4 separate regions of the Mus musculus genome follow, and regions 1, 2 and 3 are each linked to region 4. A link is a loop called in an ENCODE intact Hi-C map of the cell type or tissue named here. Cell type or tissue: heart. All regions are shown on one strand. Each heading gives the region's core, and the rest is flanking DNA. Links, peaks and the distances in the headings are about the cores only.

Evidence for each region. A loop is a pair of places that touch in the nucleus more often than their neighbours do. Peaks named below come from ENCODE experiments on the same cell type or tissue, not always from the same donor. Only the 100,000 strongest peaks of a DNase experiment are listed, where the experiment ranks them.
Region 1: a loop joins it to region 4, with 4 times the contacts of the local background. A loop is called at or near these places in 3 of 42 quality-filtered maps.
Region 2: a loop joins it to region 4, with 2.9 times the contacts of the local background. A loop is called at or near these places in 7 of 42 quality-filtered maps.
Region 3: it touches region 4 in a loop (3.0-fold over the local background); 3 of 42 quality-filtered maps call a loop at or near these places.

What each region holds. Positions count from the first base shown.
Region 1 is chr1:52,116,706-52,122,495 of GRCm38, forward strand. Stat1 (signal transducer and activator of transcription 1) reads left to right here and starts at 2,733. Exons shown (of 25, transcript NM_009283.4): 1 at 2,733-2,918; 2 at 3,207-3,367. In heart, for the core only: CTCF peaks have their summits at 2,606 and 2,824; a DNase peak (open chromatin) is centred at 2,746; H3K4me3 peaks cover 2,200 bases; H3K27ac peaks cover 1,376 bases.
Region 2 is chr1:52,172,454-52,178,243 of GRCm38, forward strand. All of the region lies in intron 14 of Gls (glutaminase), which reads right to left. Among named protein-coding and RNA genes, the nearest start is that of Stat1, 56 kb to the left of the region's middle. In heart, for the core only: no CTCF peak of the experiment used is centred there; a DNase peak (open chromatin) is centred at 3,068.
Region 3 is chr1:52,498,070-52,503,859 of GRCm38, forward strand. Nab1 (Ngfi-A binding protein 1) reads right to left here and starts at 2,379. Exons shown (of 8, transcript NM_008667.3): 1 at 2,141-2,379. It also overlaps the pseudogene Gm5976. In heart, for the core only: no CTCF peak of the experiment used is centred there; DNase peaks (open chromatin) are centred at 1,852 and 2,522; H3K4me3 peaks cover 2,096 bases; H3K27ac peaks cover 1,966 bases.
Region 4 is chr1:52,231,054-52,236,843 of GRCm38, forward strand. It overlaps Gls (glutaminase), which reads right to left and starts at 2,179. Exons shown (of 18, transcript NM_001081081.2): 1 at 1,539-2,179. The coding sequence starts at 1,939. In heart, for the core only: no CTCF peak of the experiment used is centred there; DNase peaks (open chromatin) are centred at 1,458 and 2,288; H3K4me3 peaks cover 2,636 bases; H3K27ac peaks cover 2,547 bases.

The sequences.
Region 1 (5,790 bases), core at 403-5,402, 110 kb before region 4:
ACAGATGCCAGAGAATGTGGTAAGTTTTAGGCATCAGGACTTCTGGAAGAAGTCATAAGCCCGAGGCAGAACACAGAGAGAACTGCTCTACTCTCAGTAAACCCATGAGACTTTAGGAAGAAAAGGAAAAAAATTAGAAAAATGATAATTCACCAGACATGGCATTGTGTTTTTTAGTGTTGTATCTTTTGCCTACTTGATATTGTGACAAAGATTCGGTTTCCCAAGTCCAACGTTGTATGATAATATCCTGTGTTTACAAATTTCTTTCTTCTAGGTTTCTGTTTTGGTTTTGGTGTGGTTACTCTTTGTTTGCTTTAGTTTACATGTTTTACCTTCTAAACTTTGAGAATATAATATACTTAGAACATTTCTCTTTTTCTTCTCTCCAGGCTCTCCCATCTGCCCCTCCCTGCTCTCCTTCACAAGCATGACCTTCCTTTTTCACTAATTGTTCTTATACGTGCATAGCTTAAGGAGAATCTCTTCTTTTAGCATAGTGCTACTTGTTTGTATATTTTTAGAGCTGACATTTGGGGCACCGGATAACAAATTGCCGCGCTCTTCCCTGGGTAAGAGCACTCCGGCTCCCAGGTTTCCTCAGTGGCCTGTAGTTCTTTGAGGAGGATTGAGACATAGTGAGACAGGCTTTCCCCTGACCAGTTTAACAGCTGATGTCTTACACGGTGGTACCTACAAAATAAGAAAGTGATTTCCTTCCAGAAACTGTAACTCTTACAGATAATAAGACTTGGACACTTCAAAAATATGAAAACCTTGAGAGAAAATATAAACAAATGTGATTGGGTCATTAGACAACCACCAAACAGGAAGAAAGGCAGGGACATTTGTGGACGATCTTGACCAGGAGTCAGTTCTGTGATGCCTTTGTGAGGGTGCACGTGTGACAAGAAAATAGACTATATCCATCTATAAAGGCTATAATATACGTGCACACATATATACACATCCTTGGGAAATTACTTAGATCTTTTGCCAACTAAAGTGGTGCTGTTCAAGGCATGATTCAAATTCCATCTGTTTCAAGGAAACAATTGATTCTCTAGGTGTGCATTCTAAGAAGACCTAGTTGGTCCTCTGTGATATCTATGTAGAAAAGTGACATTTGATCTGAGGGGTTTTTGTTTGTTCTTTGGTTGGTTGGTTGATTTTGGGTTTTTCAAGACAGGGTTTCTCAGTGTAGCCCTGGCTGTCCTGGAACTCACTCTTTAGACTAGGCTGGCCTCGAACTTACAGGAATCAGCTTACCTCTGCCTGCTTAGTACTGGGATTAATGCTGTCTGCCATCAGCACCCAATTGATCCTAGATTTTAACATGAGTTAGTGACTCCTCAAAGAATTTGAGAATACAGATGTTGGCTTAGAGGACTTTTCAAAGAGAACACTGCTGGTGAGAAGATTGAGTTTGGGGAAAGAGTTTTGCTTATTCAAAGAATAAAAATGCTGTACTAAGCAATGAAAACAGAGTAGCACAAGCTGAGATTAAAGAAAGTGATAGGGGAACATGGCTTTAGAGAATATATTGAGAAATTTGAATTGTCTAAGACCAAGCAAGAAAAGCCATCATGAAATTTTTAGATTGGCATGACATGATCAGCATTGCAATTAGATTTAAAAAAAAATCACCCAAATGAGTGTATGGCAGATAAATTAAAAGGGAGTGAAAAGCCAAAGTCAAGCAGTCACCAGAAAAGCCACAGCAATGATCCAGGTAAGAGGACGGGGTGGTGGAAGAGGTAGAAACAGGAGCTAGACCAACCGAGGCTCGAGGACCAAGTGTCCGGGACTAAATGGGCAACGTCTATGGCTTGGCCCTCATCCGTTCCAGACTAAGACGGGGTATGAGGAGGAACCTGTGTTTTGAGTACAGTTGGTTTACAGACTCAGTAGATATCCAAGGACAGGGTAACTGTGACACTTGGAAGAAAGCAGTGGGTGTGTATACATCTAGGAGTGCTCCAGGACATGGAAGTTACAGGGACAGTCATCAAAGGCACAACGGGAGAAGGGTAGATAAGAGACTCACATTCTGGTTTAGTAGTTTAATAATGGAGATGGGGGACAGAGGGATGTCCTGCGAGAAAGGAAGAAGCAAAGAGGTCCTGTCATCATGATGGCTAAGCGGGACAAAAGTTTCGGTAATGGAGGTGTCAATTGTGTAAAGCTTTATTTTTCTTAAACATATTAGTTAGAATTATTTATTTTATTTCATGACATTTTTGTTTTGCTTGCGTGTATGTGTACTTCTTGCAGGCTTGGTTGACGTCAGTGGAGGTCCGAAGAGGGCACTAGACTCCTGGAACTGGAGTTGGGAACCATTACGCAGGCACTGCAAATCCAAGCCCTGTCCTCTGCAAGAGCAAGTTCTCTGTAGCTGCTGAGTTAAAGGCAAGTATTGAATGTTTTCAAATTGGTAAATTAAGCTCCCTGGCTTTAGTAGCGTGAAGGTTAATCTCTAGTCCCCAATTCTGAATCCCGCAGTGATGCGCCTACTTAATGCAGGATCTCCAAGACTGAGCTTGCGCAAGCCTATAGTTTCCAACCTTGTAAACACAACCCCCTGTCTGCGGTTTGCACCGCACAGCGGCGCCCCAAGTTTCGCACGCCGGGTAGGGAGCGCGCGGACCAGGAAGGCCAAGCAGCCGAGGGGGGGGGGACGGTGCGCTGATGGAACAGCCGGCCAATCTCTGCCGCTGATTGGCTGAGGCGGAAGGAGGCGGGACGCCCTCTAGCCTTTTTTCCTGCCCGGTACTTTCGGTTTTCAGCGCCGAGTCTGTCAAAGCTCCCTGGAGACCTCCGGGACCGCGCCCCTCAGACCCACTTGGGACACTGCTGAGCGGCGCAGAGAGATTTGCCCAGACTCGAGCTCCTGCGTGCAGTGAGTGAGTGAGAGCCAGGTGCGGATCCGGGTGCGGGTGCGGGTGGAAGTGGGGCGCCCTCTCCTCGGACCTGGGGTCTGCTGCCCACAGGTGACCTGTCATCCCGCAGAGAGAACGCCAGGAGCCGGATCGCTTGCCCAACTCTTGGCGCTGCTTGGCTCTCTTATCCTGCCGTTCTCACTTCTAGGGTAAAATGACTTGTGCAATAGACATTTCTCCCGGAAGACACTGCACCTTCCCGCTTAACCTTTGCTCGCCTTGCCTCCAGCCCCTTTCCACCACTGTAACATTTTCTTCTTTTTGCAGTCGTTTCAGCTCTGCTCCATACCCTGAGCCGGCGCCACGCCGCCGCGCATGCAACTGGCATATAACTTGCTGTGTGTGGTGATTGCTTGTGTTGAATCCCGAACCTGCACCCGGAGACAGCCCAGTAAGTCTACGTGGGAACGGAAGCATTTGGAATCTCAGTATGTATCAGCCCTTACCGGTTTTCTGAAACTTAAAGGTGGTATTTAGGTTCCGCAGAACCACTAATGGTATAATCACTATCTAAAATACTCCCGAACACTACCTAAAAGTTTAGGGATAGGTGAATGGATGGGTGAAGATTGCTTTTATCTGGCAGGAATGACTTGAGCCCTGATTGATCAATGAGGACTCAGACTTGTAGGTTCATCATGGGGTTTGCCTTTTGCTTTCCTACGCCTTCTGATACATACAAGGTTTCAGCGGAACAAACGGTTCTGTGCTCAGTAACACTTAGGCTATATGCCCGGCGCTGTAGGGTCCAGAGGACGCTGATAGCAAAATATATCCCCTCAGAGGCTCTGATGCGTGCAGACAGCAAGCTTCCTGTGGAAAGTTCATGCGCTAAAAACCGTGCAAATGGCAGCCTGGTACAGGCCAAAGAAAGTTATGTGTGGGAGGGATAGACAGTTTTAGGAAGAAGTACCATCTATACGGAATTCTGCTAGATTGTTGGAAACAATGTGGTCTGTGCAGAACGGGCTAGACCGGGAGGATAGAATGTTTGTTGGAGGCATGAAAACAGGAAAGAGCCAACTCCAGACTCTGAGCCAGGTGTTTAAGGACTGTCTTGCCAGTCTCAGGTTTACAGACATGCCACAGTGGTGGGCTGGAGTCCTTTCCAATGGTATTTGAAATGGCGGCTTGCTTTGTAGTGTAGACATTTCCTTATTATCCTTTGAAGGGGCATTTGTGCAGCAGACATGACTTCATTCCTGCACATGAGTGTTTGAAAACAAGTATTTATCCATACAGTCCCATATGCTCCATCAGAGTACAGACCTTTCCTCAGAGGTCTGGCGCTACTACAGTCTCCCACTCTGAATTGTGGTGGTGCCATTGTGTAGTGGTGTGTATCCCGTTACATGATTGTCACAGGTAACTTGTTTCTATCTCAAGACTTCCTTAATTTAGGGATTGCTATAATTTTTAACCTTTAGGATTACAATATAAAAACTGACTTCATGTTTATCTGACGAGACAAATATTACTTTATTCTTTCAAATGGCATTTGGCAATGCTGTATGAAAAAAAAAGACATTTCTTTTTCTGAGCCAGTGACTCACTGTGTAGCCTCAGAAGCGCTCAGTATTCATCTCAGGCTGACCTTGAACTTGTGGCCTTCTTGCCTCAGCTTTCCCAAGTGCTATGAGTTCAGGTGTGGTCTTGAACATGGCTTACTGCAGGTAGTTCTAGCTGTGCAAGTATGAGAACCTGAATTTGGATCACCAACATTCAAAAGAAAAAAGGCAGGTATAGTGACATGCCTCTGTGACTTCAGTGTTGGGGAGCACAGAGTTTGCTGGCGAGCTTGTCTCAAAAAAATAAACTGGAGAAAAGATTGAGGCTGATATCCTGATACTAACTTTGACCTCGACATGTGTCTGCCTGTACAACAAACATAAAACACATTAAAAAAATCACTATTGAGATTTGGGACTTCTTTGTGCCAGATTTATTGTTTACTGGAGGCACAAAAGAAAAACTATTTCTTTTAAAATGTGTTTAGCAAAAATACTTTATGAATCATAACTATAAAATGTCACCTTAATCGAAAGAGATGGTTCAGTGGGTAGAAGGTCTTGCTGCCACACTGGAGGACTTGATCTTGTTCCTAGGACTCCCAGGTGGAAGGAGGAAACCTGCTCCTGCAGGCCATCCTCTGACCTCCACGTATGTGGTGGGGCACATGTGTACACATACCCAAGCGCACATACAATAGGTAAAATGGAATAGTCATAAAATACCAGCTTTCCAATGCACTATAACTTGCAGATAAAGCTTTAGGAAGTGCTTGTGAGCTATCTTAATTCTAATAACTACTTGCTTGATTAAAAAAGTATCAATTTGTTCTTAGAATAATATTTACTGGATACCTAATTTGTCCGTGACATTGTTCCATCTCCCTTTCTTCAGACAAAAAAAAAAAAAAAAAAAAAAAAGAGAGAGAGATAAGAAGGTACAAGAGGGAATGTGTGATGGGTCAGGGTGATAAATACACTGGAGAAAATCATATCGGAAAAGGGGAGTGTTTTCTAAGGCAGAGATGGTTAGCATGGAAATAAACTACCAGAGTATCTGCCTAGACATTTGAGTAAACACCTGAGGGTATATTTTCTGTAGAAGGAAAAAAAAAAAAAAGGTGATTCCAAAACTCAACAAAAATATTGGGTATGGATACGATTCAGGTAATGCTTTTCAGAAACCAACAGGATGGAGGTTCTCAACCTGTGGGTCACGACCTCCGTGACAAGGCTCTAGCCTCGAAAATATTTACATTACAACTCATAAAACGGCAGTTATGAAGTAGCCCCGAGAGTAATTTAATGGTTGGGCTCCCCACAGCATGAGGAGCTGTACTGAC
Region 2 (5,790 bases), core at 224-5,223, 59 kb before region 4:
TCTGTTTTGGTAACCATCTATATGAACTACCAGCCTGTGTTCTGGATTCTGTTTGTTTGTTTGTTTGTTTGTTTGCTTTTTCAGTGCTGGGGACTGAACATCTGAGGAAGATGTTCTGCCAGGCCTTGCCTTTTAAAATTCTGAATTTAGATCACACATCTTTGAAGGCAGTTTGTGTTCCTTGCTTAGTCACTTAATCATTGACAAAAGAAAAAAAATGCTGAAATTTTTTAAGCTAGTTTTTAAGTTTTACTAACAATCTTCAAGCATGCTTCCGTTCAGAGATAAAAACAAGTTAAATGAGAAAGCACTGAGCACAACAGCTAGCTTTGTGATGAACAGGAGGGACATTAACTTAACAAAAATTACTAGAGGGGAACTAACCATGCAAGTTTATTATTATTCTCATTGAAAACAAAAGGCCTAAATTTGGTTCAAACCAGTAGAAAAAGTTTAATCACAAAGTGTCTCTCTTCAAGACAGAAGGCACTAGAAGGTATCACATGCCTGGGTACCACTTAACAATACATCACAAATTCCTCTTTATTTCAGACACACTTTCCCTATTTTAAAGCCCTGGCTGGCTTTGAACTCAGAGCTTCCCACTCAGCTGTAGGATCCTGGGACTACACTGATGTGCCATCCACATCCTATACCCTACGTTTTAGTTTATATAAATTAAGTAATGAGCTTTAGGTACCAAGAAACAAAATGAAACAACTCCAAAAGCGTAGTATCCCATTTACTAAACGGTAGCATTTCCTGTTTGGTTCAGTGAAACTGAAATGTCCCCTAGAGGTACATGGTAGTGTCGATAAAGGAGAGGGACAGCTCCAGGTACTGTTGGGCCAACCCTGCAAAGGATGTGGGCCTCCTAACAGTTATAGAAGCTCTTTCCCAATTCTCCTCTTGACACTAGAGGTCCAAAAAATAAATAGGGGGGTAACAATAACAGCCAGAGGTATAAAACCTACTCGGAATCCTTAGAAACACAGAAACAGAGACCAAACATGGCAGGGACAGGAGCTCTGTAGATCAGATCGAGGGTTCTAAGGTTTAATGTATACCTTCCCAAAGTGAAAAATTCCATTGGGGCATGTTTCCATCAAAACTTTATAGAGAAAATTGGACATAGTACTACATGAGGACCTAGCTATACCACTCCTGGGCATATACTCAGAAGATGCTCCAACATGTAATAAGGACACATGTTTCACTATGTTTATAGCAGCCATATTTATAATAGCCAGAAGCTGGAAACAACTCTGATGTCCTTCAACAGAGGAATGGATACAGAAAATGTGGTACATTTACACAATGGGATACTACTACTCATTAAAATTATGAGCTATTTAAAAAAATTCATGAAATTTACAGGCAAATGGATGGATCCCAAAAATATCATCTTGAGTGAGGAACCCAGTCACAAAAGACCACACATGGTTTGTACTCACTGATGAGTGGCTATTAGGCAAAGAGCATGGAATACCCACGATACAATTCACAGATCATATGAAGTTCAAGAGGAAGGAAGACCAAATGTGGATGCTTCAGTCCTACTTAGAAGGGGGAACAAAATAATCAAGGGAAGTAGAGGGTGGGAGGGACTTGGGAGGAAGAGAAGACGGGGAGGGGGAAAGGGGGAAGAATCAGGTATGGAAGGAGATAGAGATGTACAGAGAGTCAGGAAATTGAACAGAGGTGTGTAGCAATGGGGGATGGGGAACTGGGGTAACAATCAGATAGTTCCAGATGCCAGGAAAGCATGAGCCTCCCAGGACCTCAGGGGAATGACATTAATTGAAATACCCCACAAAGGGGAGGGAGAACCTGTGGAGACCTTATCCAGAGATTAAGCATCCCCTCCCCCCACTTTGAGGGATAGGATCACCCACCTATTTCCAAAATTTTAACCCAGAACTGCTCCTGTCTAAAGGAAATACAGGAGTGGAGCAGACACTGAAGGAAAGGCCATCTAGAGACTGCCCCACCTGGGGATCCATCCCATATGCAGACACCAAACCCAGACAAATGCCAAGTGCTTGCTGACAGGATACAGCCTGATACAGCTGACTCTTGTGAAGCTCTGCCAGATCCTGACCAATGCAGATGCAGATGCAGATGCAGATGCTCACAGCCAACCATTGGACTGAGCACAGGGACCCCAATGGAGGAGTTAGGGGAAGGACTGAAGGAGCTGAAGGGGCCTTACCTGGCATCAATGGGAGAGGAGCCCCTTGGTCCTGTGAAGGCTTGATGCCCCAGTGTAGAGGAATGCTAGGGCGGTGAGGTGGGAGTGAGTAGGTGGGTGGGGAGCACCCTTATAGAAGCAGGGCAAAGGGGATGGGATAAGGAGTTTACAGAGGGAAAACCAGGAAAGGGATAACATTTGAAAATGTAAATTAAAAAAAAAAAGCTGAGAGTTCCCTTGTCTTACAAAGTTTCTAGTACTACGTTTTCCTTATCAAATCATGTACAAAGTCATGACAACTGTAGGACAAAGATGTTATACTTCACCTCAGTTCACCTGGCTTAGAATGCCAAAATCATACTCTTTCTGCAATAGCTAATAGTGTAGTGTGTGTATATTATTAAGCTTACTAAATCTATCATCATAACATCTTCCACCTCTTATTTGAACTTTACAAGCTCAACTGTGACTTGTTTCCCAGATACCTACTCTCCTAACTGCACCTGTATGAATCATGTTGCGTTTGTAGTAGGTTAATTATGAGAAATTCAGCATTTATTTACTTTTGAAGTTTTGACAGGCCAGATATAAAATATGTAGATGGCTATGTTCTATTTATTAGTTGCTGCTGAGATTAAGAGCCTAGGTTAAGGTTACATGACACCGATGAGTAACCAGGCACAGACCCAGGGTATCTGTGTTCTCAGTCTGTACTTAACCACAGGGGTTCTAGGCCTTGACAGACCTCAGATTCATAAGCAAAGGTGAGAAGGAAATCGAACAATTGAGTTCTAATTCCTAAGGGAACTTTGCTAAATCCGGGGAGGGAGGGAGATGGGAGAGTTGGAGCGGGACTGGGTCACTGGTTTCACTTTTATCCCAAGCTTGTTTTCCACCTCTATTGCCAGCTGGAAACTGGGTCCCGTGATTTCTTTTCCTTAGTTTGTATCCACGCTAAGGCTTACCCAGCTCTATTACAATGGTTTTAATTTAAAACTTAAGTAGGTAACTGAAAAGCTGTCCTGCCTGACCAGCCTGTTCTCCATTTCTGCTCCCTGCAGTATCAGGTGCACAAATGGATACTTCACCTGTTAAATAAACCATCATGACTGCATATCCTATTTTGTTGTAGAAGTCTCACTCAACATTTCTCAGTAACGTGTAATCTAAAAAGCCTTGCTAAAAAACAAGACTACCAGCTTAAACAAAATATTGAGGTTACTAATGTCATTACAAAAATAAACAACAACTAAACACCAACCAACCAAAGAAATAAAGCACATGCTCTCCTTAGCTCATCAAGGACTTGAGTATTAAGTAAGTCCTCAGACTTTTTTCAGGTTAACACACACACACACACACACACACACACACACCACTCTAACGTGACACTAAAGGAACACTTTCAGGTTGACAATATATGTAATCCAAATGCCTTGCCATCAAAGATAAAAAATGTATGTGTGGAGTGTCATAAGCAGACATCTGTTCTTTATTAATGAGCCACCTGACTATCAGCAGGAATGCAGAGCACAGTTTTATAGCCCTGTACTGTTAAGCAGGCTGAGAGGCCGCCTGCTCATAAGCTTTCTAGCGATTTACTCAACAAAGCTATTCAAGTGTTATTATCAAAAGAAAGTACCCCCTTTTCTCCAGGAAAAGAAAAAGGTTAATATATTTCTACACCCAACCATGTCTACAAATCTGCCCTGCTCTATTTTATTGGGGGTACTTTCCCCAATCAAGGCTAATCTTCCACTTACCTGAGTGCCCCGGCTCTTTCCAGGAACCCTATATTGATTGCTATCTCTCTAGGGTCTACTCTAACCTCTAATTCTTGACAGGATACATTTTATCAGCAGTGGAGAGTTCTGGGACCTTTATATTTCAAAGCAAATACAAATTCTTTAAAAAATAGGAGGCAGGGTTAAGTTACCCAGCAACAATAAAAATGTCCATAGCACCTACTCTTAGCACTCTTTAAGTAAAATGGCATCTTAACACCATGGGGGGAGGGAAGACCCATGAGCACAAAGCCTTTATCTTAGTTCTCCATTGAGTTCAATACTCCCAACTACCAGAAACACTTTTCTAGACTTCTGATAGTCCTTAGGTTTCTCCACTGGCTACTTTTTCCAAGTGCAGTTCCCTACTGCTCTATCCTACCCAGAAGTTTAAGGGCTCAGCCCAAGGTCTGCTTCACTTCTCATCTGTCATAGTCTCCTTGAACAGTAACTTCGGAGCTCTAACTGCCCTGTTCTTATGTTCATAAAGTAAAAGCTCGGCATACAATCCCCTACAGCTCATACACTGCTCCTTGCCAGATTTAGTGCCCTCTTGCAGTAACAATCTCTTTGTTAGGAACAGCAATGTGCTCAAATAAAAATTCGTCCTTAGATGTAGTCCTGTCAACAGTGCCAGGTGGGTTTCTGAGAGCTTCTCCTGATTGAAAGAGCCTCTTTCAATCCATCTCCCTTCCTGTACTTAGATGTTCAGCAAAGGCCAATGCAGCTCAGGCAGAACAGCCTGCTTCCAAGTATAAGGTGACAGGCACGAGATCCAAAGGTTGGCTGAGTTCATTCACCTTGCTCTGAGTACTTTTACCCTGGTGTTTAGAAAACAACTCTTGCTACCTACAGATACTTAACTCTTTTAAGAGCTCAAGATGATCTACTTTCTAGCCCTCTCCCAAGATGTGCTTCTGTGGTGGTTTTTTTTTTTTTTTTTTTTTGCAAAGGGCAGCAGCTTTAGTCCTATTGCTCATCCTAACCATGACAATGAACTTGATGTCACATTCTTCTCACCTACTGGATGCTAAGCTTATCCTAGCACATATCTCAAGTGCACATCTGAAATTTTTTTCTCCCTCCAGTACATTCTCCAGTGTATAAAAACTGAACCATGTCAATTCTTAAAAGCTGTCAGGGTTCACATTGCAGTTTGAACAAAATATATGTCCTTAGTGGCATATAAGACCCTGTATGAATGTTTCCCAAACTATCTTGAGATATACCTGTGACACAAGATTGAGTTTTACATTCTTTACTGCAGCCCTGTTTACAATAGGCCTACCGAGGTCCTTACTGATAAATGGGTAAGGTATGTATGTACATACAGCAGAGTTTTCATGTAGTCATACCACACCTTCTGTAAGAAAATAGTTGGAATTGTAGATCTCATTATGTAAAATAAACCAGACACCAGTTTGTTTTTCCATACTAAATCAACATAGATAAGACATAATAAATACTAGAGACTGGAGAGATGGCTTGGGTTAGTTAAGAGCATGTCTTGTTCTTGCATAGGTCACGGGTTTGAGCCCCAGTACCAACATGGTGGCTCACAACTGTCTCTACTCCAGTTTGAGGATATCCAATGCCCTCTTCTGACTTCTGTAAGCATCAGGCACACATGTCGTACACACATACATGCAACAAAACACATGCATTAAAAAAAAAAAAAACTAAATGTTTTTAAAATAAAAAAAGATGGGCTGGAGAGATGGCTCAGCAATTAAGGGCACTGACTGCTCTTCCAGAGGCCCTGAGTTCAATTCCCAGCAACCACATGGTGGCTCACAACCATCTGTAATGGGATAT
Region 3 (5,790 bases), core at 358-5,357, 270 kb after region 4:
CACTCAAGGATTAAAAGAAGCAGGTGAGAGGAGAGTGGGACCCCGGCAAAGGAGCTGGCACTCTTACAGTATACTCAAGGGGCTGCTTTTTATTCTTTAATATGTTTGATAAGATCCACAGTGAAATATGAACATGTGAAAGAGTCACACATTAGCACCATCTGAAACTGTTTATACGATGGTCACTTTCATGAAAGCAACACTAATATATGATGGCCCTGTGGTATATAGAACACATTCACATTATGTCAAAAATAGAGATTTCCTTATTTTAAAAATGCAACAAAAACAGGTTTATTATAATGAGATAGCCAAGGCCTAACTCTAGCATGGATTCTAAGTCACCAGGCACAGAACTCTAACACACTTGCTACCATCCACCCATTTTTTACTCTTAAAATCTAGAGTTCATGACACAAATTCTTCAAAGGTCTGCCCCACTTCATAATTTTTCTTTCAAAGCATCTACAATACAAAGTTAAATAAACCATACGTCCTTAAAGTTGAAGTAAAAGAGATATGAAATTGTTTAAATAATGAAGAGGAGACAAGGCTAGGTTTTCTATAGGGCATGGTTGTTATTAATCAGCAACAAAAGAAAAACTTTTAGTTTAGGTATGATTATGCAATTATAATCTACGTACTTGATGAAATTTATTAGGCATAATAGCTCACTAAAATTTTCTGTATCATCTAGATGAATCTTAAGAATTTGTCATCTGAAATATATTCACAACTAAAGGACAGAATGAAGTAAAATTTCCAGTGCCCCATGCTGTCACTAATACAGTCCCACACAACAGGAGACTGGGCCTCAGGAGAGAAAAAGCATGCTCAGTAGTGGAATGGCAGGCTAAGCATAAGATGGTCAAGTCAAAAAAAAAAAAAAAAAAAAAAAAAAAAAAGAAAAAGAAAAGAAAGAAAGAAAGAAAGAAACAAATTATCTCCCTAGCACTTCTTGAAATTATTTTCTTTCAAGATGTAATGTTCCAGTATCTAAACTGGAAACAGAGATGAAGAAGGCTGACTGCACTGCCTATCTACAAATTCTCAACAGCATACTTATTTATCTGCTTGAGCTTACTGAAAGAACAGAATTAAATGTCTCAAAAGATGCAAGCTGGAGGAAGAAACCTTCAATCCAAGTCACTTGTGCTGGCACAGAAGCTGGGTGTGAAGCAGCTCTTTGAATCTCAGGAAGATAGCCTCCACCCTGGTCGGCTATCCGATACAATGGACCCTATACATCCTCTCTCCAGTATCTCTTCTTAAAACCGGCAGATGAATTATAAATGTCATAACATATATTGTACAAAGAAAGATTTTTCAAAAAGTGAATATTTAAAAAGGGTAATTCGCTGCGTGTACAAAACAGCGAACCATTTCGGATGTGACTAATCTTATTTTAAATTCGGTTCCTCTGCTCCTATGCAATCTAATATTAACTATTAAAACTGCCAAAATATTTTTATACGAGATCTTAGAATCTCCTTAGAGATTCTGATCTTTGCACTCCGTAAAGTTGGCAGGCACGTCACTGGCAAACCAATCGGTAGTGACAACTTACTCCAAACCAGCTCTTTCGGATCAAATTGTAAATTAGCAGGCAATCCAAAATTTCCCAAGCCTCCCTGAGCCAGGGCACGGTTCCCGCTGGTCGCCCGCTGCAAAACTTGGTCAGCTCAACCTACAGACGCAAATTCCAGCTCTACCCAGGAGATTCCTTGCAGATCTCCCGGGTTGACCGTACTTCGGTGTCTGTCCCCGTAAGGTCACACACCTGCGTCCAAAGCTTCTCTGTCCTACACGTGTCTGCACATTCCCCACTCAGCCTCAAAGGCTCGGCGACTCCCGCTTCCCTGCACCTGGGTGCCAAGTTTCTGAAAGCCACTTCCAAGCAAAACTCTCCTTCCGCTCTGAAAACACAACTACAGTAGGAAGGGGCGGATAACAGGAAGAAAGCGGAGACTCAGCGGCACTTTTCGGAAGTCCCTGGTCGCCCCGGAGCTGGCACCCCACGCGGGCCCGCGAGCGCGTCCTCCCCGCACAGCCCGCGCCCCCCGCCCGGCAGGACGCGACGGCCCCGCCGAGCCACGCGTCCGCGCCCCCCGCTCCATCTCGAGGCCCTCCCGGTACCTACGCGGCCCGCAGCTGCGGCGCGCTCCGCGACGACGGCTCTGCCGGGCTCCTGCGGCGGCTGCGGCGGCCGGGACGCCCCCGCGCCCATCGAGGGGGGCAGGGACGCGGTGGGCGCGCGCTCCGTCCCCCGCCCGCCCCGACGGCGCTCGCTCGGTCGCGCGGGCGGAGGCTCGGGCGGAGGCGGGCGGCGGCGGCCCCGGGCGCCCTCCCTAGGCCTCTCCCGCCGCCCCTCCCTCGGCCTCTCCCTCTCCCTCCCCCGCCACCTCCGCCGCCCCCGCCCCGCCCCGCGCGCTGTCACATCGGGAGATTCCGCTCTTGCTCCATTCGCCGCTCCGGCTCCCGCCCACGCGCGGCCGAGTGACGCAGATCCCGGCGTGGGCGGCCGCGGGGCGGGGGTGGGGGCCGGCGGGGCTGAGGCTCGGCGCGGTCCCGGGGGTGGCCCATTCCCACGGCAGCTGGGAGCGCGCGGGTGGGGGCGCGCGCGCGGGTCGGAGGAGGAGGAGGCTTCCGTGGATCCGCGGACAGCGCTGCCTGCCAAGCCCCGCACCGGGCCCGCCCAGGAGGGAGGGGGTGGGGGGGGTACAGAACCGCAGGTGCGGTGCGGACCTGTCCCTCCTCGCCCACTCCACCCTGTCCCCACCCTCGCCCAGGCCTGGTTTGAGGAGGGAGGAAAGGGAAACTCTGGCCTGGTGGCTTAATGACACCCTTTTCATGTCTGGAAACCTTGTGTTACTTTACAGGCCATTCTCTGTTGTCTTCCTGTAGGCAAATGACACACTCCTGGTGCTGTCTTGAGCGTGTCAAAATAGAGTTCTTAAGGCAAGGTGTAGACATTTTGAGCTTGGTTTGCATAAACTTTTCTAGCCAAAGAAAGTGTTACAGCACCTCAAAAGCTAAAGCTATTGCCAAAATTTTAAGGGGAAAAAAATTAAATCTATTTTTGCCTTCCTTGGGGAGGGGGTTTCAAAGAAAAGAATTCAAGTTTTAATGGTGTGCTCTTACTGCAATACAGGTAGAATCCTGTTTTAATGTACATATAAAAATCCAGTTTTATATAGGAGGCCGTTCCCACTTCCTGGCTGGCCTCCCAGAGTGTGCCTACTTGGTTGAAGGGGATACAAGGCATTCTTTGAGAAGAGAAATTCTTTAAACCACATCTTTATGTTGCAACAATGGGTGGGATGATAATATTGAAAGAAAAAGACCTTATTAAATAAACCATTTTTTCTTTTTGTAAAAACATGTTCTACAAATGAGTGATGTCAATGGAATAGATATGTACTTAAATGCATAAATATATAAACATATAGTTACATGGTTAAGTATACATTTAAGCTGAAATATCTTCCCTGTTAGTGACAAGCCTGTCTAGAATAGTTGGTATTTTAAATAATTATTCTTAGTTCCTCAAATTCTTCAGAAGAAATAACAGCTACAAGTGTCTCCCTGCCACTCCAATTGTCAGTGTTTATGCTCCTGCTCAGCGAAGAGGAATTTAATTTGGGTGGTTGTAGTACAGTCAGGGCTACTGAGACAATTTCTTGGCCGGTGTGGAAAGGTAGAGGTTAATGGGTAGTCGAGCAATGAAATCCGCAAAATTCTTCTAATTCTTCACTGGGAACTCTGATGGTTTGCAAACATTGTTGCTTCTGAAAAGCCTAGGGGGAGGGGTGCGTGTAGCTTTATGCCACGCAGTTAGTGATTAGTCAACTTGGTGAGCTCACCTGCACTGCACAGCGTTCTCCAGAATTGAGTCCAAATTGCATGCTGTGCTCCGGTAGGGCGTGCTTCTGCCCTGCTGAAGGCTATACCGACAAGGAAATGTGTCTGGGGCTGATCCTTTTTACAGTTAACCACTCAAGTCCTTCCTTGTTTATGTTCTGGGCACATTAGATAGTGTGTTCTTCCCACATTAAGAATGGCATTCTGGGCCCACTATGCTTTGCTTAAATGCCCTATGGTTTCTGGGAGAGGTGGTGGGAGGAAAGAAAATGAAAGAAAAAAATTTTAAGCTTTTAGGCATCAGGTTCTTTATGGGCACACTGTAGTCAACAGGACTGTTCGACAGGCCTGAGATGTTCACCTGTATGTGAGACAAGTTGGAGGAGAAAGCATTGATTCTGTGCATGCCGTCCTTCCCATTCCTAAACTCCACCTCCCTGCTCTCAGAGTGGAGGTCTTCTAGCTCCTTGGTGCCTTAGTGGGAGGAGAAGGGATACATTCTGTAAGGTAACAATTATGGAGTGGGGTTGTTCTCTGAAGGCCCTCTGGGAGAGATTAGACCGTTTTAGAATTTCTTGGAGGCAGTCCCAGGCAGTTCTAAGAGAACGTGGCAACACAAATGGTTCTTCTTGAGACCATTTGGATATCTTTTGTTAAAAAGAACCCTGCAGTAGCTTTGTTTCTTCTGGTTTGATTTTACCATAAATACCTGTATGCTTAAATTACTCATTTTCTCCAGTACGTCTTGTTAAGTGTTAATTAAATACCAAAGTTAAGTTCTGAGGACACAAATAACCGTGGTTAAACCACAGTTTAAACCATGGTTCTGTTCCCAGAACTTTTCTATAAAACAGCAAAAATAAAAGATCAAAAGAAAGCCTAAAAGCTAAGGAACATGATCTGTTTCTCTTCAATTCTTTATTTCCTATATTAATAGATTCATGGACTATCAACACAACTATCAACTTGGCACTCCCTTGAATCCATGTCACAGTGAAATAGAACTAAAATTCTTTAAAATGGGAGGTTCCTGTCTCATCCCACATTCCAGAAAGAGCCTTAAGGATACCTGAACATTTCTCTTTTTTGGGGTGTGTGTGTGTGTGCAGTGAACTTTATTGATGGTATTCAAGAGAGTAGGGAGGGGTCCCCAGGCCTCTCCTGTTGTTTTGGGGTTCTGGAATGGAAATTTTGAGGGAGATGCTCAGTGTTGGGCGCCGAGTTGGGATAGGGACTCTTCAACAACCAAGGGCCTCTCTCTTGCTCTCAGTGTTCTTGCTGGAGTGGGTGGTCCAGGGTTTCTTACTCCTTGGAGGCCATGTATACCACGAGGTCCATCACCCTGTTGCAGTAACCATATTCATTGTCATACCAGGAAATGAGCTTTACAAAGTTGTCATTGCGAGCAATGCTAGCCCCAGGTGGAGGAATGGGAGTTGCTGTTGAAGTCACAGGAGACAACCTGGTCCTCAGTGTAGCCCAGGATGTCCTTCAGTGGGCTTTTAGATGCCTGCTTCACCACCTTCTTGATTTCATCATACTTGGCAGGTTTCTCCAGGCAGCATGTCAGATCCACAATAGACACACTGGGGATAGGAACATGGAAGGCCATGCCAGTGAGCTTTCTGTTCAGCTCTGGGATGACCTTGCCCACAGTCTTTGCAGCACCAGTGGATGCAGGGATGATGTTCTGGGCAGCCCCATGGCCATCACACCACAGCTTTCCAGAGGGACTATCCACAGTCTTCTGAGTGGCAGTGATGGCATGAACTGTGGTCATGAACCCTTCCACGATGCCAAAGTTGTCATGAGTGACCTTAGCCAGGGGGGCTAAGCAGTTGGTGGTGCAGGATGCATTGCTGACAATCTTGAGTTGTCATATTTCTCATGGTTCATACCCATCACGAACATGGGGGCATTGGCAGAAGG
Region 4 (5,790 bases), core at 355-5,354:
AAACATGTGTTTGTGCATGTGTGTAAACCAAATGATGGTAAGGTGAAGGTAAGGTATTTGACTAAACAAACAATACATCTTCTACTTTCTAAAACATTAGAGGTGCAAATGTAACCAAAGTGTAGGTTTTGAAAACAAAACAAAGCCTGGAGGAGGTTGCACATGCCTTTATTAATCCCAGCACTTGGGAGGCAGAGGCAGGCATATCCCTGAGTTCGAGGCCAGCTTGGTCTACAGAGTGAGTTTCAGGGCAGCCAGGGCTTCACAGAGAAACCCTGTCTTGAAAAGCAAAACAAAACAAAAACACTAAATGGGATTTGAGTCATCTAATCCAACACATGTAATAATGTGCCCATGATCATCAAGGTAGTTTGTGGTACAAAGCTACTATCACAGAATACCATCATTAAGTGCCTTTTTCCTTATTAAGGGTTTTTGTTGTTGTTTCATTTTGTTTTAAATAACATTTTCACTCTGGGAAAATAACCAGGAATGTTTTAGGAAGGTACCCACATCAATTACAGGAAACATTAAGCAGGCCTGAGATTGAAGTCATAAAATTCACACTTTCAGTTTGACTTAAGCTACTGTGCAGAGCTGGAAGAGAAGTAAAATGCAAAACAGGATACACCATATCAGTATAAAGTCAGAAAAATAGGATACAGAAAAAGCCTAAAAGTCAGTGTTTACCTAGTTGGGGAAACTATATTACACAAAAGCATTCAGCAAAGAAAACTCAATTTTGCTCTTAGGCTAAATTCCCACCCTATATACACAATGAGTCAACATCCTATCACAATCAAGTCCCTAAAACTACTTAGATTTTGTGTATTTTATGTCACCTTATTTTTGTGCTTTTAAAACAATTTTATCCTTTAAAAATCTGTCCACCGCACAGAAGACATCAGACAAGCCATCACTGGTCCCGATAGGAACAGGTGGTCCATGCTGCGTTCCTCGTCCTCTAGGCCACATGTCCCTATTCCGCCTAATCTCATTTCTGAAGCATTATTTCCGGTGGCCCAGATGGCTCTACGCACGCCAAAACGATCCACCTCAGGAGGATTAAGAACCCAAGGCCACATCTGGCATCCAGTGGGATGGTGGTGGAGGCTTACAGAATGGGGGAACTGCGGCCTGGCAAAAAGGTGAATCGGGAAGGTAGAAGCTCCGCTCTACGCCCGACTCCTCAATGTCACTCGGGAGAGATGGAGGTTCGCGTGGCATCACCCTCGCAGAGCCGGGGCGCTGAGCACGCGGCGCGGCCGGACAGCAGCCTCTGCCCGGCAGGGGCTTCAGCAGGCAAGACCCTCCCGGCGCTCACCCGTCACCCCGGGGCGACTCGCGCCGGCCACGGAGGGGAAGTGGGAGCAGGCGAGGGGCGCGGGCGGGGCCGGGCCTAATCACATGGCACAGCCGTCGCAGGCCGCCTGGCATCGCTTTCTTTCTCTTCCGCGAACCTCCGTTGCTAAGCCGCACCGCCACCGCCCACCGCCCAGGGCCCGACCCCTCCCCTCAGCCTCACCCACGCAACTCACTTGTCGCCCGCGGCCACCATCTCCTTGCCCTCGCTGTTGCCGAACGCGTCGGTCTCCCCCGGGCTGTCCTTGGGGCCCGGGGCTGCGGGTGGCGACGCCCCTGGCTGCTGCTGCTGCTGCTGCTGCTGCTGTGGCGGCGTACCCCCCTTCCCCAGCTCCTGTAGGATCTCCGAGGGCGAACTGGACAGGCCGCCCGCGCCGGGGCCCTTCGCGCGGCCGCCCCCGCCCCACCACGGGTGGAGTCGCGCAGCGGCCACCAGGCCAGCGGTCGGCCGGCTCCCGCCCCGGGGGCGCCGGCACAGCGTGCCGAGGGGCTGCGCGCGCCGCAGGACGGCTCCGACGGCGGCGGGCGGCCTTAAGAGCAGCTCCCGTAGCATCGCCGAGCCTCGCAGCCGCATCATACCGCCGGCGCCCGCTCGTCAGATGAGGATGCTTGGGGCGTGGGCGGCCGCTCTGCTCCCGGAACCGTGTCCCGCACGGCGGGGAGAGGACTGGAAAGAGAAAAAGTCCGGGACGGGGTGTGGCCCCAGCTCCGCCGCTCCCGCCGCCAACGCCGCCGCCCTCGCCGCCGCCGCCGCCCAGCCTGCAGCCAGCCGAAGTTGCTCTGGCCGCCGCGAGCTCCGCACTGAGACTGACGCTCAAGGGAGGGCTGGAGACATACCAGGCTCACCAACCGGGGGCGGGAGGACGCTGACGGCCTGCCCCCTGCAAGCTCTTCCATTGGCTCAGCCTGCCGACCTCTCTTCTGATTGGCTAGAGAATCGGTCAAATTTGTCTCCGCGCCCGTACGCAGTCCCGCTGGGTCCTGGAGGGCGGGGAGAAGGACGACTGACGTGTGTCAGCCCCGCCGACCGCTCTTCCCCCTTGCCTCGGGCCACCTGAGGCCAAGCTGGGCGAGGACCCGTAGCTCCGGAGTCTGGCCATTCACCAGGCAGGTGCGCTCCAGGGAAGCACGTCCTCCAGCTATTGAGGAAGCTGGAGTGCGCCTGTTCAGGCCGCCCAAGGCTGGAGGGAGGCTGGCGGTGGCAGATCGTCTGGTCCAAACCTACTGCTCGCCCCCTCGGTTAGGGGAATGTGTCCGCCCCTCTGAAGGCATCGGTTCTGCCAAGGCCGCCCTGACTAGCTTCATCCCTCTCCCAAATGTGCTTAAAACTTTCCATGGTTGGCTACTGCCCAGAAGCGAAATGTTTTGGAAAAAATGAGCAAAATCCTTTCAGCTATGCAACTTAAGACATTTAGAACGTTTGAGCGTAGGAACAACGAAGAATAGAGAAAAAGCCAGAGTAAGGGTGGATCTCTTCTATCTTCTACAAGATTTCTCCAAATCTTTTGAACGGCGATTATTTCATTAGTACCAGTTGACTTGAAAGCAAAATACTGCAGATCCTTTTTCTATTTTAAAAGCCATTTTAAAATAGAAGCATCTGAATACCATGTCTCAAAACTGTTTCAGCACAGCATCACCTCATCCATGTATCCTTTTAGATGTGTGTGCATCATATGTTTCCTGAGTCTGCACACATATACCACTCAGGACTAAAACCGCTTTTTAAACCATTTCCTGAAACAGATAGGCTTAAATGCATAGATTCACCAAAGTTAGCAGGATATGTAATTCACCAGATTTAGTAATCCAATCAATCTGTACATGTTGAACGAGATTAGTAACCAAAGAATCTGACTGTGCCTACAGGCTTGTCATGCTCAAGTTTTTGTTTTGTTTTCAACCTGCTCTTTAGATAAAAATAAAAAGTGTGAAGGAAATGACCTTGTGGGGGGAAAAAAAGCCAGAATTTTATATTACTTGGGTGGCTTTTATTATTGCTTAAGGTTAGTTTGTCAAAAATATTAATATTAGTGAATCAAAGTTATATATTTAGGAAAAACAATACATTCTAGGGGAGAGATAGCAAATGTTACCCTTAATAATATCTAACTTTGTCTTTCTAACTTATGGGTTGCTTTCAAACCTTAGTGTTGTTCAGTTTCTTACAAACTAGTTATCTGTTTTTACTGCCTCTTTTCTCTTTTTTCTCAACCCCATCCAGACTACTCACCAATCCAGTCAACGTTTTCATGCCAGTTCTTCCTAGTTTCTTCCATTGCTCAATGAAATGACTTCTGATGATTAAAGGTTTAAACACTTTCTAGTATATTTAACAATTAGGAACTTAGGATATGACTCAGTGGGTAGAAGGGCTCCCTGCTCAAGCATGAGGATCTGCAGGTCCGACCTCAGGCACTTACCTACAAACCATGCCTGGAGTGGAGACAAGTCCCTAGGACTCAGAGCTAGTCACGCTAGCTGAATTGGTGAATTTTAGAACCTCTGACCTCCACACAGAGGAAAGTGAGCTGCACATATGTGCATGCATGCAAACAGACAAGAATAGAAAAAGAAAAAGATAAAAGTAAAGAAAAGACATGCATTGGTAGACTATTTTTAGAGTTTCTACTTTTCAGAATGAACTGATAAGAAAGGGCAAATGTTACTTCTAACATTTGGAAGACCTGAGTTTACCAAGGTTGGACATCTGAGGTAATAATAAAACAACTAACAAGAAAGCTACAACAAATCAAAACTATTACAAACTGAATAGAAATATGGCAGGAAACTTTGATTCTTCTAATCTTAGATATTTTTATCTTCAACAATATTTATTCATACAACTTTGGAAACTGTGTTTGCATTATATTAAAATTAACCATATCACCTGTTATCCAAACTACCAGTATCAAAATACTTTATACACATATAATAATCTAAGGAAATACCTGCAAGAAGAAATGTTCTGCGTGTTAGGCCGTCAGAGACTCTCTTGAACTTCTACTTTGCTAAGTAGGATGCAGTTCCACAGGCCTGTTGACGTAACCATCCAAGGGTGGAACTGGAATGTGTGTACTTTGCTTCTGCTATATGCTGAAGAATGTTACTGAGCTTGCCCCTGAGCATCTGTCTTCTTCGTGGCCAGGAAAGGCTAGCTAATGCCTCAAGATTGTAACATACCCTCTCTCTATACATTACCCATCCTCTTTTCCACAAACATTGAGCTTAGTGATAGTTGTCCAAGAGGAAAGTAGAAAGTCACTCTTCTTAGAACACTGACTCACAAACTACGGGTCATGTCCCCTTTGGGGGTTTGGGTGACCCTTTCACAGGGTCACCTAGGACCTTCAGAAAACAGATACTTAACATTATGATTCATAACAGTAGCAAAATTATAGTTAAGAAGTTGCAATTAAAATAACTTTATGGTGTATGTGTGGGGGGGTCACCACAATGTGAGGAACTGTATTAAAGGGTCACAGCATTAGGAAGGGTGAGAAGCATTGCCTCAGACTAAAGTTGAAAAGACCTTCCTGACACTCTTTATCTTGGTTTGTTTAAAATTCTAGTTTAAGTGTAGAAGGCTCAGGAAACCTTTAAACAGCTTTCCACTGCTACTTCCTGCTTTTACAGGCCTATATAAGCCTTGTTGAAAAACGCTGCTGAGATGATATGATAGTATATATAAGTGACCCTAAAAATTCCACCAGAGAACTCCTAAACCTGATAAACAGCTTCGGTGAAGTAGCTGGATATAAAATAAACTCAAACAAGTCAATGGCCTTTCTCTACACAAAGAATAAACAGACTGAGAAAGAAATTAGGGAAACAACACCCTTCTCAATAGTCACAAATAATATAAAATATCTCGGCGTGACTCTAACTAAGGAAGTGAAAGATCTGTATGATAAAAACTTCAAGTCTCTGAAGAAAGAAATTAAAGAAGATCTCAGAAGATGGAAAGATCTCCCATGCTCATGGATTGGCAGGATCAACATTGTAAAAATGGCTATCTTGCCAAAAGCAATCTACAGATTCAATGCAATCCCCATCAAAATTCCAACTCAATTCTTCAACGAATTAGAAGGAGCAATTTGCAAATTCATCTGGAATAACAAAAACCTAGGATAGCAAAAACTCTTCTCAAGGATAAAAGAACCTCTGGTGGAATCACCATGCCTGACCTAAAGCTTTACTACAGAGCAATTGTGATAAAAACTGCATGGTACTGGTATAGAGACAGACAAGTAGACCAATGGAATAGAATTGAAGACCCAGAAATGAACCCACACACCTATGGTCACTTGATCTTCGACAAGGGAGCTAAAACCATCCAGTGGAAGAAAGACAGCATTTTCAACAATTGGTGCTGGCACAACTGGTTGTTATCGTGTAGAAGAATGCGAATCGATCCATACTTATCTC